Regions from separate parts of the Homo sapiens genome. Here region 2 is linked to region 1. Evidence: chromatin loops called from intact Hi-C (ENCODE). Cell type or tissue: CD14-positive monocyte. All regions are shown on one strand. Links, peaks and the distances in the headings refer to the core of each region. The heading gives the core; the rest is flanking DNA. Region 1 overlaps PRRC2C (proline rich coiled-coil 2C). Region 2 overlaps PRRC2C (proline rich coiled-coil 2C).

What was found. Peaks named below come from ENCODE experiments on the same cell type or tissue, not always from the same donor. Only the 100,000 strongest peaks of a DNase experiment are listed, where the experiment ranks them.
Region 2: a loop joins it to region 1, with 2.1 times the contacts of the local background. A loop is called at or near these places in 43 of 110 quality-filtered maps.

The regions. Positions count from the first base shown.
Region 1 is chr1:171,522,439-171,527,823 of GRCh38, forward strand. PRRC2C (proline rich coiled-coil 2C) reads left to right here. Exons shown (of 35, transcript NM_001387844.1): 8 at 783-916; 9 at 997-1,084; 10 at 2,383-2,527; 11 at 5,353-5,385. Among named protein-coding and RNA genes, the nearest start is that of PRRC2C, 40 kb to the left of the region's middle. In CD14-positive monocyte, for the core only: no CTCF peak of the experiment used is centred there; no DNase peak of the experiment used is centred there.
Region 2 is chr1:171,582,808-171,588,192 of GRCh38, forward strand. PRRC2C (proline rich coiled-coil 2C) reads left to right here. Exons shown (of 35, transcript NM_001387844.1): 29 at 1,149-1,380; 30 at 1,612-1,719; 31 at 4,196-4,414; 32 at 4,841-4,944. Among named protein-coding and RNA genes, the nearest start is that of MYOCOS, 37 kb to the right of the region's middle. In CD14-positive monocyte, for the core only: no CTCF peak of the experiment used is centred there; no DNase peak of the experiment used is centred there; H3K27ac peaks cover 727 bases.

The DNA.
Region 1 (5,385 bases), core at 255-5,254:
TTTTAAGCATTTAAATTAATTTACATAGGATTTTGAAAACTGAAAACCAGGCCGGGGACGGTGGCTCACCCCTGTAATCCCAGCACTTTGGAAGGCCGAGGTGGGCGATTCGCCTGAGGTCAGGAGTTCAAGGCCAGCCTGGCCAGCATGGTGAAACCCTGTTTCTATTAAAAAAGTACAAAACAATTAGTCGGACGTGGTGGCGTGCACCTGTAATCCCAGCTACTCGGGAGGCTGAGGCAGGAGAATTGCTTGAACCCAGGAGGCGGAAGTTGCAATGAGCCGAGATTGTGCCATTACACTCCAGCCTGAGCGACAGAGCAAGACTCCGTCTCAAAACAAAAAGAAAACTGAAAAACATGGCCCTAAAATTGATGACACTTGTTTTTCTCTTCTTCCTTTCATATTATGGACTCCCCATTTTCTTTCTTTTTTTTTTTTTGCTTATTATATGAGACTTGAACATCCTCTTGAATTATTTTCCTCAAAATATATATTTTGAAGTTAGTTTTATTCATATCGTTATCCTTTTAACATATTTGTTTTATCTTAAATATTTGAGAATTCTTAAAAACTTTGTCAGCTGTTACTTAAGAGTTACGTATTATCCTATCATTATGTATTAATATTAATTTTTTCATACACATGTCCATGCAGAACATATTAGGTATCTTGGTGTAGAAAACACTAATGTTGAAATGAACTAAATTCCAATCTTTTAGTATTCTCCCAGTTTAGTATCATAAACTTTTGTATCTTTTCCATGACCTGCCTTTCATTAGAGGCCTTCGAGGAAGAGGCCCACCTCCTTCATGGGCCTCTGAGCCTGAACGCCCATCCATTCTTAGTGCATCAGAACTGAAGGAGCTTGATAAATTTGATAACCTAGATGCTGAAGCTGATGAAGGTTGGGCAGGTAAGAGGCAAAATTAATTAAGTCCTTTAAATTGTTAGATGCTTTCAAGCAGCCAGTCTGAGTTTTCCTTAATTTAATAGGTGCTCAGATGGAAGTAGATTATACAGAGCAACTGAATTTCAGTGATGATGATGAACAAGGAAGTAACAGTCCTAAAGAGAATAACAGGTAAGTTGTGATATCTTTTACTAATAACAGTATGAATTTGTTGATACAATATTAGCTACTTATGCAAAGAAGCTTTGTTAATAGACAATTGTTTGTTATTTGTAGAATTTATATATTCTCAGAAGTTTTACTGAATAGAGGGTGCTTAATGAGCTAGATTAATACAGTATACAGCTAATCAAGGAATTAAAATTTGATGCGTCTCAAGAAAGTTTATTTAAAAACATTTAGGGCTGGGTGCGGTGGCTCACATCTGTAATCCCAGCACTTTGGGAGGCCGAGGCAGGCAGATCACTTGAGGTCAGGAGTTCGAGACCAGCTTGGCCAACATGGTGAAACCCCATCTCTACTAAAAATACAAAAATTATCCAGGCGTGGTGGTGCATGCCTGTAATCCCAGCTACTCAGGAGGCTAAGGCAGGAGAATCACTTGAATCCGGGAGGCGGAGGTTGCAGTGAGCCAAGATCATGCCACTGCACTCCAGTCTGGGTGACAGAGCAAGACTGTATCTCAAAAAAAAAAAAGATATTTAGATGCTTGGCACCTAGTTTGGAGATCTTTTGAGAACTGGTATTAGGAACAATTTTTTAAACTGTTACTTGCTTGACCTGATCTGTATTTACAAAATTGGAGAATAATTCCCTGGGTTACTACAGCTTTTTCAGGTCCTCGATTTCTTAAAACTTAGTAAACTGCATTAGGGCCTTGGAAAATGGGGAGCTTTTTATTTCTTTTTCCTTCATTCTGGAATATTGGAGCACCAGTCAGGAATATATGGGTTATATATCATAAAAGTTGGGCTTTTAAAATATATGGAAGTTTGGAAGCACATTTGGTATAATTTTTCAGTTATGGCATTGTGACAAACATCGTTTTATGATCGTTTAAGAGATACCTGTGGTTTGTCGTGGCTTTGAAAAAATACTGTAGTTTGATTTATCTTTTTATTAAATCAGAATAAATTAGAATGCAGTTAAATAATAATTCCAATATTACCCAGTTACATTTGGATTGTATTTCTTATGTAGAGGAGATAGGAAATGATGTGATTATATTCTTTTGCCAGGATATATGCCTGACATGTGTGTTTAGATTTGACAACTACTGTATTGCACTTTCATAGTATATATTTATTGAAAGAACAAATTAGCACTAATGGGTCACACACCCATCTCATTCCTTAATACATTTCCCCCCCCAGAAACCATACAGAAATAATTTTTTTAATTGCAAAAATAATGTGTGTACTTATGATACAGTTGGTCCACTTTATTTCTTCTGCATTTTGATTTTTCAGTGAGGATCAAGGTTCAAAAGCCTCTGAAAACAACGAAAACAAAAAAGAAACAGATGAAGTTTCCAACACTAAATCATCTTCCCAAATACCTGCCCAACCATCAGTAGCAAAAGTTCCCTATGGGAAAGGACCTTCATTTAATCAGGTTTGTTGGACTCATGGAGATCCTTGTTATTGCAAGGATCTCCTTATTGTAATTACTGTGTAATACTATGGATAATTATTCTTACCACAGAGTGGAACGGGACTTAGAAAAAGGAAACTGTGTATTTTTTTCTTGAATAGTCTTGAATCTATCATAATTTTTATTGCATTTAACCGGAATTATCAATACAGTAGCTAAAGTTATCAAGTGAAAACTAAAGCTTCACATTTTTTTTACCTTATGATATAGCTCAATCATAGCAAAGTGTAGGGATAATATTTTTCTAAAATAAAATAAACATTGCTGAAGTGCTTTATGGTTTATTGAATACTTAAATACTAGTCAGTCTTTTTGTGTGAATGGTACACTATCTGTAGGGAAATCACATAGTGAGTAGGGAGATCTAAAGTCTGAATCATTTTGAAGAACATTGTGAATGAAGGGAAATGTGTGTGCAACAGATATTTGATCCCACTTCTGAGATGGTAAATGGTTGCAAAAGCTGCATTATAAACTGGGAATAAAAAGGACTACTTTCAAGGGAGTCCACTTATCTCTTTATTAAGGAATCAGTATAGTTAGCATGTATTTGTTGGATTCATACAAAATAGATGGAGGAACTTGTCCCTTCTGAGGGCTAAAAGGAGGTAGCTAACAGTTTCCTTGACAGGAAAAAAAGTCAGTAAGCAGTTACAGTGTGCTAAGTGGCGTAATCATAGAGGGTACAAAATAAATTCTTTGAGCATTCATTTAAGGTAGAAGGCTGCAGAAGACTAAGTACTTGAGCTAATTCTTAAACAAGCATGATTTAGGCAGTATAGAAAGGGAATATAGCTGTTACAAGCAGTGGAAACACATGTAGAGAAGTATGAGAAAACATGGCACATTCAAGAAATTCTAAGTAGTTTGATATAGGAGAGAGGTAAGAGAGCTATGTAAGAACCACTTCTTTAAAATGTATGCTATATGAGGGTTTTAATCTTAAGGCATTGATGATCCATTGAATAAATTTATGAACCCTGAAAAAGAAGAATTTTTTAAATAACATTTTAATAACTTTTTTGTGTGACTTTTTACTTATTGGCATAATGGGGAATGAGAATTTTTCATGAAAGAATAGAGGAATAGATGGAATATGTCTTGATGTCTTTGACTTTTTTGTGACAGTCATGTGACAGTTTATATTAGCAAGTGAATGTTTCATGTATTTTGTTCCATTATGTTTTAGATTTTCTTTTTTTAAGATAAATCTCATATTTTTAGTTTGCCACTAGAAAAGAATTGAGCTTACATAAATAAAATTTAGTAATTAGAGGTATAGATCTCCTCAGTCAGATTTGCTGGATCAGAATTCCAGAACAGCTAGACTAAAATTCTTTTTTTCCCTCTTGAGACAGAGCCTTGCTCTTTCACCCAGGCTGGAATGGAGTTGCGCGATCTTGGCTCACTGCAACCTCCACCTCCTGGGCTCAAGAGATTCTTGTGCCTCAGCCTCCCAACTAGCTGGGACTACAGTGGTGCACCACCACACCCAGCTAATTTTTGTATTTTTAATAGGGCTGGGGTTTCCCCATGTTGGCCAGGCTGGTCTTGAACTCCTGGCCTCAAATGACCCACCCGCCTCAGCCTCCCAAAGTGCTGGGATTACAGGCGTGAGGCACCACGCCTGGCTAAAATTTTTATTGTAAAGTGCATTTAAGATTCTAACCTTACTGAAATAGCAGAGTGATTGCATAAAAGTAATCTTGTAATGAGTGATATGCTTTTATTTAAAAAGAGAGGAGAAAGATGTTTAGCAATCTTATGGTATTGAGAAAATCATTACATTCAGAAATATATCTTTTTTTTTTTTTTTTTTTTTGAGATGGAGTCTTGATCTGTCTCCCAGGCTGTAATGCAGTGGCGTGATCTCCGCTCACTGCAACCTCTGCCTCTCAGGTTCAAGCAATTCTTCTGCCTCAGCCTCCCAAGTAGCTGGGATTACAGGCTCCTGCCCCCATGCCTGGCTAATTTTTGTATCTTTAGTAGAGACAGGTTTCGCCATGTTCGCCAGGCTGGTCTCTAACTCCTGACCTTGTGATCCGCCTGCCTCGGCCTCCCGAAGTGCTAGGCTCACAGGCATGAGCCACCGTGCCCGGCTGAAATATTTCTAATAGATATATCTTTTCTTTTTCTTTCCTTTTTTGAGACAGAGTCTTGCTCTGTCACCCAGGCTGGAGTGCAGTAGCATGATCTTGGCTCACTGCAACCTCCGCCTCCCAGGTTCAAGCAGTTCTCCTGTCTCAGCCTCCAGAGTAGCTGGGATTACAGGCACCCGCCACCACGCCTGGCTAATTTTTGTATTTTTAGTAGAGACAGGGTTTTGCCATGTTGGCCAGGCTGGTCTTGAACTCCTGACCTCAGGTGATCCGCCTGCCTCGGCCTCCCAAAGTGCTGGGATTACACGTGTGAATCACCGCACCCAGCAGATATATTTTTTCTTACATGGTTCTTTTTAAGTAATTCTTTCAAGCTGGTGTGGTGGCTCACATCTGTAATCCTAGCACTTTAGGAGGCTAAGGCAGGCAGATCACTTGACATCAGGAGTTCAAGAACAGCCTGGCCAACATGGCAAAACCCTGTCTCTACTAAAAATGCAAAATTACCCAGTTGTGGTGGCAGACGCCTGTAATCCCAGGTATTTAGCAGGCTGAGGCATGAGAATTGCTTGGCCCCGGGAGACAGAGGTTGCAGTGAGCCAAGATCATGCCACTGCACTCCAGCATGGGCAACAGAGCAAGACTGTCTCCAAAATAATAAGAATAATTCTTTCTTCTTTATAATAGGAACGTGGAACATCTTCACATCTGCCACCACCT
Region 2 (5,385 bases), core at 228-5,227, 60 kb after region 1:
TGTACACTACTGTGGACTCTATACTACACTGTGGGTACACTAAATTTGTTAAAAAAAAAAAAACAAATTTTTCTTCAATAATAAATTAACCTCAACTTACTATAATTTTTTGACTCTTATAATAACATTTAGCTTACAACACAAACACATTGTACATCTGCACAGAAGTATTTCTTTTTTTGTTTGTTTTTTTGAGACAAGGTCTGTGTCACCCAGGCTGGAGTGCAGTGGCACATACAGCTCACTACCTCGAACTCCTGAGCTCAAGCCATTGTCCAGCCTCAGCTTCCCAAGTAGCTAGGACTACAGGCACTTGCTACCATGCCCACCTAATTTTTTATTTTTTTGTAGAGATGATGTCTTGTTCTCTTGCCCAGGCTGGTCTCAAATTCCTGGCCTCAAGCAGCCCTTTCACCTCAGCCTCCCAAAGTGCTGGGATTATGAGCATGAACACCATGTCTGGCCTTTTCTTTTGTAACGTTTTTCTGTTTTTTAATTTTTTAATTTTTTTTTAACTTTTTAAACTTTTTTGTTAAAAACTAAGATGCAAACACACACATTAGGCTAGGCTACGCAGGGCTAGGATCATCAATATACTTTCATCTACCTCCACATCCTGTCCCACTGGGAGGTCTTCAGGGGCAGTAACACATACAGAGCTGTCATGTCCTATGATAACAATGCCTTCTTCTGGAATACCCGCTAAAGGATCTACCTGAAGCTGTTTTATAAGTTTTAAGTAAAAAGAGTACACTCTAAAATAACCAGAAAATGTATAGTAAATACATAAACTAGTAACATAATTCTTTTTATCAGTATCAGATATTATGTACTGTATGTAACTGTATGTACTGAACTGTTAGGACTGTAGGTGTAGTAGGTTTGTTTATATTTAATACTAGCACCAGCAAAAACACTTGAGTCATATGTTCTATGATATTAGAACAGCTATGATGTCACTAGGTGATAGGAATTTTTCAGCTTCCTTATGATCTTATGGGACCATCAATATATATGTGGTCTGTTGTTGACTAAAATGTCATGCAGCACATGACTGTATTGGGTCATTTGGGATTTGCATTCTTAAGATTTTCAGATTCCAGATGAAATTAACTTCTAACAATATTTTCTCTTTAATCCTTATGTAGATCTCAGCCAGCTTTTATGCAAAGCAGTTTATCCCAGCCATCTGTGGTCCTTTCTGGTACTGCTATTCACAACTTTCCAACTGTCCAACACCAAGAACTTGCCAAGGCACAATCCGGTCTTGCCTTTCAGCAAACATCAAATACTCAGCCCATTCCTATATTGTATGAACATCAACTGGGGCAGGCATCAGGACTAGGAGGTTCCCAGCTGATTGACACACATCTTCTCCAGGTAAGTCAGGGGACTAGAGCAATGCACCCTCATTGTATTCCTATGCCACAGATCATTTTAAGGAAACATTTTTAAAAGAAAACATGTTAGAAGATGCAATGAAAAAAACAAAGTCCTTTCATTTATCTAATACTAAAAATTGCTAGACATTGCTTTGAAGTCATAATCTCCACCTCTGAATTTGAAATTTTTTTCAGTCTTACTCATGTTTTCTTAAAAAATTTTTTCTAGGCCAGAGCAAATCTTACCCAGGCCTCAAATCTTTATTCTGGACAAGTACAACAGCCTGGTCAGACAAATTTTTATAACACTGCCCAGTCACCAAGTGCTCTCCAGCAGGTAAACTATGGCATGGTAAATTTCCTCAATTTTCTTTATTATTATTTTTATTGCTTTTGTTATTGTTTGGGAATTTAAATTGAACCAAGATGCAAGATGGAGGATGGTTTTTAAACTGTTCACTGAGATGTCCTGAAGAATTCCACTGGGTCCACGTAGAAGGGGTTTCAGGCTCATGACACCCCCCTTCTCACCACCATCACCCCCTACTTCAGTCATTCCTGTTTTTTTATATCTTCCAGGTTTTTTGTTGGTTTAGGGGGTTTTGTTTTGTTTTTTTCTGTCACCTAGGCCAGAGTGCAGTGGTGTGATCATGGCTCATTGCAGCCCAACCTCCCAGGCTCAAGTGATCCTTGCACCGCAGCCTCCTGTGTAGCTGGGACTACAGGCTCACGCCATTATGCCTGGCTAATTTTTCTTCGTAGTTTTTGTAGAGACAGGGTTTTGCCATGTTGCCCCAGGCTGATCTTGAACTACTGGTTTCAAGCGATCTGCCTGCCTCGGCCTTCCAAAGTGTTGGGATTACAGGCTTGAGCCACCACACCTGGCTGCTTTTTGTTTTTTGTTTTTTTTTAATTAAGGGGGAAAAAACAACTTAGGTTTCCGTGTAATTATTTATTCTATTTTAACAAAGGATTCAATGAATATAAAACCTTGAAAACCATTGTCCAGAATATAGTTACATTAAGTGTGATACAGGTGGTTTACCCATTAGTGCTAGGGAGAAGCCTCCCAAAGACCATCTGGCAGGTTAGCTATACATACAACAGTGTGGCAGACTGTGATCGAGCATAAATGACAAACACTTTCTTAAGTGTATGAATGCAATAATAATTTTCAGTGAAAAGTATATGGTACGTTTAAAACTATCTCTAATAATTTCATTAGCTTATTCTTTAAAAGTGGTGGAGGGCTGGTGGGGGAACAAAGTCATTAGTCATTTTCTTATAACTGTTGTTGTTTGCTATTTTAGGGAGTGATAATTCATGAATATCTTATTGACATTCAGATTAAATATAGTGTTTATGTGAAAACTGAGAGATTCTTGTTCTTCTCATAGCTCATTTTGACCAGCCTTGAAAGTATTATGTAAAATGTCTGTTTGGAAACTTGTGAATACTGCTTATATTGTGTCCTCATTTACTTTGTGATTATTTGACATGTCCTGTGGATAAATTCAAAGATAGTCCTAATTCTTTCAGTTTCTATTCTCTTCACTACAAGTAGCATTAACTAAACTATGTTGTACCTTTAATAGAAGAATGGAGATACGGTTGAGGGTTGAGTGTCTCTTACCGAAATGCTTGGGACCAGAAATGTCTCGGATTTCAGATTGGTTTTTTTTTGTGTGTTTGCGTATACATAATGAGGTGTCTTGGGGCGAGGGGCCTGTCTAAACATGAAATTCCTTTGTTTCATACATACTTTATACATATAACCTGAAGGTAATTTTAAGCAACATTTTAAATAACTTTGTGCATGAAACAGAAGTTCTGACCTCACTTCGACTGATCCGTCGCAGGAGGTCAGGTGTTGATTTTTTTTTTTTTTTTTTTTTGAGACGGAGTCTCCCTCACCCAGGCTGGAGTGCAGTGGCATGATCTTGGCTCACTGCAACCTCCACCTCCCAGGTTCAAGTGATTCTCGTGCCTCAGCCTCCCAAGTAGCTGAGATTACAGGCACCCACCACCATGCCTGGCTAATTTTTGTATTTTATTTTATTTATTTATTTATTTTTTTTTTTAGTAGAGACGGAGTTTCCCCATGTTGGCCAGGCTGGTCTCAAACCCCTGACCTCAAGTGATCTGCCTACCTTGGCCTCCCAAAGTGCTGGGATTATAGGCGTGAGCCACCGTGCCTGGACTTGGTGTCAAATTCTCTACTTGTGGTGTCATATCAGCCTCTCAGAAAGTTTTGGAGCATTTTGGATTTTGATTTTCAGATTAGAGATACTCAACTTGTCATCACTAAGCAAAAGAAATATGTGAAATATATTAGTAGATGGATGTGTTCTATGTATTTTATTTTATTTTATTTTATTTTATTTTATTTTATTTTATTTTATTTTATTTTGAGACAGAGTCTCGCTCTGTCGCCAGGCTGGAGTGCAGTGGCAGGATCTCGGCTCACTGCAACCTCCCCCTCCTGGGTCCAAGTGATTCTCATGCCTCAGCCTCCCAAGTAGCTGAGACTACAGGCACATGCCACCACATGCAGCTAATTTTCGTATTTTTTTTTTTTAGTAGAGACAGGGTTTCACCATGTTGGCCAGGATGGTCTCGATCTCTTGACCTCGTGATCTGCCCGCCTTGGCCTTCCAAAGTGCTGGGATTACAGGCATGAGCCACTGCACCTGGCCGATGTGTTCTGTTTGAAATCTTACTCAAAAGTATTTGAAGAGTTGTGTATAGTTGTATGGATATGTCTGTAGTAAACAGAAACAAATTGCTTCAGTTTCTCTTTACTTATTTTCTAGGTTACAGTACCTTTACCAGCATCGCAGCTTTCCTTGCCTAATTTTGGATCTACAGGGCAACCTCTAATTGCTTTGCCTCAGACTCTTCAGCCCCCATTACAGCATACCACTCCCCAAGCACAGGCTCAGAGTCTGAGTCGTCCTGCACAAGTAAGCCAGCCTTTCAGAGGATTAATTCCTGCTGGAACACAGCATAGCATGATTGCAACCACAGGAAAAGTAAGTAAAGAGACATTTGCACAGGTTATTTGAGAATTTAAGGTAGTGTGTTCAGATATATGCATCTGTGTTATCTAAAAAACTAAAATGCGTCAGTTTTTACCACCCTGCAAAAATCTCAAACCCCAGTATATTTACATTTTATCTATTTACTTTTAATGTGTTTGGCCCCATCTAGTTTTTACCTAATAACAAAGAATTCACAAATTTATTGGAAGAATTGGATTTATAGTGTCTCTTGGGCTTATTTAATTATAAGTCTGTTTGGTCAGGTAATTCCATAATACTTGAAGCCTAACTATAGGAGTTTTGTACTAAGGTTCTTTGCCCTTTCCTAGATTACGTCTTCACGTATAGGACATGTAAACACAGCACTTAGCTTGTGGAATTAAAGAAATGTTAAGTTTATTTTATGCTTCTCCTCAGATGTCTGAAATGGAACTAAAAGCCTTTGGAAGTGGCATTGATATAAAACCAGGCACACCTCCAATCGCTGGTAGAAGCACCACACCAACATCTAGTCCCTTCCGGTAAAATGGGCATTTAAATTTGCTTATGAAATTCCAATTTGGTCACTATTTGTTAAATACTTATCAGTCCTGTGTGACATAATCCCTTTTCCAAGCAGAAAAGGAATTATTAAGACATTCTTTTTGATAGTTTTGTCTAAAATGTTAAGCTTTTAAATTATTTAAAATGTGTTTATTGTACTATATTTTAAGTAAATTCTTTTGTTACAGAGCAAACCTTTTTTTCTTTTATTTTTTTTGAGACAGAGTCTCACACTGTTACCCAGACTAGAGTGCAGTGCCATGATTATAGCTCACTGCAACCTCAAACACCTGGGCTCAAGCAAGCCTCCTGCCTCAGCCTCCTGAGTAGCTGGGACTACATACACGTGCCACCACACCTGGCTAATTTTTAAAAAAATATTGTCCAAGCTGGTCTCGAACCAGCCAATCTAACTGGTA